Regions from separate parts of the Homo sapiens genome. Here region 2 is linked to region 1. The links are chromatin loops, found by intact Hi-C in ENCODE. Cell type or tissue: OCI-LY7. All regions are shown on one strand.

What was found. A loop is a pair of places that touch in the nucleus more often than their neighbours do. Peaks named below come from ENCODE experiments on the same cell type or tissue, not always from the same donor. Only the 100,000 strongest peaks of a DNase experiment are listed, where the experiment ranks them.
Region 2: a loop joins it to region 1, with 2.8 times the contacts of the local background. A loop is called at or near these places in 1 of 110 quality-filtered maps.

The regions. Positions count from the first base shown.
Region 1 is chr10:525,532-528,031 of GRCh38, forward strand. All of the region lies in intron 1 of DIP2C (disco interacting protein 2 homolog C), which reads right to left. Among named protein-coding and RNA genes, the nearest start is that of DIP2C-AS2, 100 kb to the right of the region's middle. In OCI-LY7, CTCF peaks have their summits at 1,438 and 1,638; DNase peaks (open chromatin) are centred at 701, 910 and 1,440; H3K4me3 peaks cover 1,130 bases; H3K27ac peaks cover 1,961 bases.
Region 2 is chr10:366,728-369,227 of GRCh38, forward strand. All of the region lies in intron 18 of DIP2C (disco interacting protein 2 homolog C), which reads right to left. Among named protein-coding and RNA genes, the nearest start is that of ZMYND11, 230 kb to the left of the region's middle. RefSeq lists an enhancer at 2,427-2,500. In OCI-LY7, no CTCF peak of the experiment used is centred here; DNase peaks (open chromatin) are centred at 1,134 and 1,556; H3K4me3 peaks cover 208 bases; H3K27ac peaks cover 1,934 bases.

The DNA.
Region 1 (2,500 bases):
AATTCGAGCTGATTGGAACAAAGAAGATTCTGAATATGATCTTGGCTGCTTTACAAGACTTCAGAATTTTCCTCATCTGCAAGTGAAAATGAACCTCCTGCTTGCCCACTGAGGACAGGGAGAGAACAGGGTAGGATAACAGGCCTTTGAATGCTTCGTAGGTGGAGAAAGGAAGACAGGCCAGCCCCGTACACCCATCAGCACACCCACACCAGCTGTGCAGGTGACTCAGCTAACCCTGCGATGGCCAGGCATCTCAATGAGACAGCCGGGCCTGAGTGACCTGCCAAGAGACATGATGGCCAAGCCTGGATGGAATCCCTGGAGGGTAGTCAACCCAGGGCCTCTCAGGTTTTGTCCCAGCAGGTCTGTGCCCAGGAATCTGCATTTCCAAGTAGCCCAGGTGAGCTGCTGCCCAGAGGCCCTCACCAGTCATGGCTCACACAGGCAGTGGAACCCCCGCACACCACCTCCTTCTGCAACGCCTGGCGTGGATTTTCCTTAATTGCCGATGCTGCGCTCCTCTGTGCCTACACTCACCATCGGTCCCAAGTTTACTGAACTTAGAATGAGAGAAGGGAATTACAAAGGAAAGCGTCCACCTGAAACAGGACCGACCGGGGCTCACATCAGCAGACACAGCAAATGCAGCACACCTGTGCACGGCTCACCACTCACAAAGCCCACAGCCGCGTGGTTTCCACTCTGAACGTCCAAGTGGCTGTGGGCAGGGAGATGCTGCACAGCTGTTTCTATGCTAAATACTTGAAGGTGTGAATTTTATTACATAAAATTTAGAAAAATGTGTGTTTAGCATATAAATGTGTGCATTTATTTATGTTAAATACATGAAAACATGTAATCCAGGTGTTTAGGTTCATACCACTGTAGAGACTAATTTCTATTCATACAGCTGCACAGCTGGGGCCCAGAACCAACACCCACCAGCTGTGTCACCGTATCCGCTGTTTTTCTGTCACACACCAGCCCTACCCCACCAAAAAAAAAAAAAAAAATCCGTGGCATTTAATAAAAAATTCTTTTATGTTAGTTTTACATTACTAGAGACGACCTTGTGGTCCTCTTTGAAGAGATGGCAGCACGTGAAGGATCTCAAATACACATATGTTCTGGGTCTCCTGATCTAAGGACTCGTCCACACTGGTGGCTTTAACTGCGCCTATGTGGAAACTTCCGGAAGGCATTTGTGTCATGTCTAAGAGCAAACTGGCATTCATGCCTCAGCACTGTGTGCCTCTTCTTTCCTCCGTCCCGCCAGCACCATCTTCTCCCAGGGAACTGGTGCCGTGCTCTGAGGCTCTGTCCTGCCAGTCCCCGGCAGAGTCCCTGGTGCCATCATGGATAACCAGCCCTCCGCCTGTCCAGGTGCATCAGGCAGCAAGCAACTCATCCAAGTCTGTTTAGAAACCACACACTTGCGACACCTATAGGCCTCAGTAGGTGGAGGCGGACAGGGTAAGGGCAGCCGTCCTGGGGGACAGCTGTCTGCAGTGAGCCACCACACATTCAGTGAGGCTGTCTGGCTCCTCACCTCTACCCAGCCTCCACCCATCGCATCTGGCCTGGATTCTCCGACGCCTGCACAGCCTTCACCCGGTTCATAACTCAGCTCACAAAGGCCCCGTACCGTGCGAAGTGCGGCAGTGGGTGCATCTGCAGCTGTTTATCATCTCTGCATCTAGCTCCTCTCCCTCACAAAACAGCACCTCTGAAGTCATGGCCTGGCCTCCCGACCCTCCCCGCTTCTGGGCTTCTTGGCATGTTGTTCTGCTCCACACACCTCAGCAAATATTGCTGATTAGCTAAAATCACCCAGAAATGCCTTAACCTTGACTTCAGCCGCTGCTTTTGTAATTTTTAATATTTGTACTTATGGTGTGATTTGGGGAACAACAAATTTTAAAATTAGAGCAAAAAGATGTGGTGTTTATTCCCTCATTTCTACTTGCAACCTTGAAAATTCAAGTAGCAGCAAGAGTTTGTTGAAAGTAACTTCCACCAAATGGAACCGATTACAAATGTACTACAGAGTGTCAAATAACCAGAGATGTAAATACAGATGCAGACACAGATATAAAATCCAGTGGTTACACCAGATTGAGAAATGCTTGCCAGTTTGTAGGACTTCTAAAACTTGACATAAATGTTGGCTAAGGGATACAAGATGTTATGAGATGAGTGAGATGGTTGGCCTAGAACCACAGGCTCTCTCCTCTGTACAACAGAAAATCCATAAGAAAGTCAAATGTGAAAGAACCAGGTACCGCTGAATGGCATAATCAGCCATCCTTCCCGTCCCTGGGCCAGCTGCGGTGAGTGCAGCCAGTTGTTCACCAACATCCATCGTCCATCCTCCAGGCCACGGCTACACTTTACTCCCAGCTCCACGTAATTATGTAGATTAGGTAAATGATGGCCACTCTCACCCTAAGCCTCCCCCGCCAGCATGGCAATCACCCAGCCCCAACCACAGCAAGGA
Region 2 (2,500 bases), 160 kb before region 1:
GGACCACCTGCCACACCAGACATCAGCAACGTGGTGCAACTTGACCTCTGCAAATCAAGCCTCTAATGTCTTATGGAAATCTGAATCTTCGATTTCACACTCCGTGCAAGGTGAGCCCTTCCGAGAACACCACTGGAGCGCTTTGCACACGGTTCAATGCTGATAAGTTCTCACTGGTCTGTGCCACCAACACTTTCATGCTTTGCCCAACAACATCCTACATACCCCCCAACTGCAATCCACAAATCTGATTAGGGAGCCAAGAGCCTCAGGCTTCAGAAGGGTGGAGTGTGCATTAGTGACAGCTGAGCTGTTTAGAAAGAGCCTAAAACAGCCGGCACCCGCTGGGCTGGAGTACAGAACAGTGGAAACATAAGTTAAACTCACAGGAAGAAAGATTCACATTAAGGCCGGACGCGGTGGCTCACGCCTGTAATCCCAGTACTTTGGGAGGCCGAGGCGGGCGGATCACAAGGTCAGGAGATCGAGACCATCCTGGCTAACATGGTGAAACCCCGTCTCTACTAAAAATACAAAAAAGTAGCCGGGCGCAGTGGCGGGCGCCTGTAGTCCCAGCTCCTCGGGAGGCGGAGGCAGGAGAATGGCGTGAACCCGGGAGGCAGAGCCTGCGGTGAACCGAGATCGCGCCACTGCACTCCAGCCTGGGCGACAGCGAGACTCCGTCTCAGAAAAAAAAAAAAAAAAAGTTCACATTAAATTTACACTGAAAGATTCTTCACCCATCAGATTGGTAAAAACAAAAGTCAGGTAACACGGTGGGTAAGGAGTGGAGAAAGAAGTGCTGCTGCTTACCGCTCGGCAGGGTACAGCTTCACAACCTTCGAAAAGACAATCACAAAAATCACATCGGCAGTTCTCTTTGAAACACAACTCCCACTTCTAGAACTGTTTCCATTAGACACGAGGGGGTCACTCACTGCAGCAGCAAAAGAGGGAAATTCACCAAACGGGGGGGCTCAAATAAACTTAGTGCCCCCACAAGGTAGCACTGTGCTGCCTTGAGAACACCGCGGAGCTCGTTACGCGCTGACAAAGGACCCTCAGGATAAAACATGCGTATGTACGCAGTACTCCATCATGACGTGAGAAAACCCCGGAACCCAGGGCAGAGGACACACACGGGGTGGGGGTGCAGGCTTCTGTTCCACAGCCCCAGGTGCCTCCGACGGGGGCCCGGGAAGCCCGCGGTTGCTCTCACTGCCGCACAGCCCCAGGTGCCTCCGACGGGGGCCCGGGAAGCCCGCGGTTGCTCTCACTGCTGCACAGCCCCAGGTGCCTCCGACGGGGGCCCGGGAAGCCCGCGGTTGCTCTCACTGCTGCACAGCCCCAGGTGCCTCCGACGGGGGCCCGGGAAGCCCGCGGTTGCTCTCACTGCTGCACAGCCCCAGGTGCCTCCGACGGGGGCCCGGGAAGCCCGCGGTTGCTCTCACTGCTGCACAGCCCCAGGTGCCTCCGACGGGGGCCCGGGAAGCCCGCGGTTGCTCTCACTGCTGCACAGCCCCAGGTGCCTCTGACAGGGGCCTGGGAAGCCCGCGGTTGTTCTCACAGTCACAAAGGAGCATTTTCATTGTGTCCTTCAGAACCTTTTGAAGATTTCACCATGCAGTTCCATTTATTTGAAAATTAAATATTAAAGAAATGGAGCCAGGGGGGCCTGGCCACAGCTGGGAGGCAGGGAGTGGGCTGGACACAGGGGCTAGAGGGCTGCAGGCAGAGGCAGAGCTGCGGGGATGCTGGAGGGCGTCCGCAGGGAATCAGGGAGTAGTGAGGAGGAGGGAAGCCACGGGCTGCCTTCATTTCTTTTATGCCAAACAGGCCGAACAGAAAGGCGAGACAGCTTCTGGAGTGCCTGGCCCTAGCGCAGCTCACCATGAAGGGGCATGAGGGGTCTGCCTCTGTGAGACTCCATGGGGCGAGGGTCCCTGCTGAGGCCCACCTGACCTGGCGCCCTGCACCTGCTGCTGAAGGCGGCAGCACTGCTCGCACAGGCATGGCTACCCTGCTGGGCTTGAGCCCACACCCCATGCCTGGAGGGCTCAGCAGGAGACACAGGCTCCAGGATTCCCAGCTGAGAAAAGAGACGGGTTCCCTTTCTGGGGCCAAACAGCCAGGGGCTGATGCTGCCTGTGACCCCATGAGTTGAGCGCCAAGCGTGTGCACCCTAAGAATGGTAAAGCGGCTCCTGGGAGGTGCCTGGGCGCTCCTCGTGGGGCTGGTGGGGAGGCACGGCGGGCCCTGCAGCTGGGCGCTTCCTCATGCATCTGTGGAAAAGGCTTCTGAGACTTGGAAAAAGGTCTCTACTGCTGAAAACAGGTTTCATGGTCACACAAACTCACATTCCTTGATTTTCACATGTGTCTGCCTTGGCGGAAGCCGAGCTTGGCTGTTCCCACTCTGGCTAGTGCCTTAGGGTGACAGATGGGCACGTCCTCTGGGGGAGGGAAGGGAAGCTGCCCAGGCACCAGTGTGGACCCTGCAC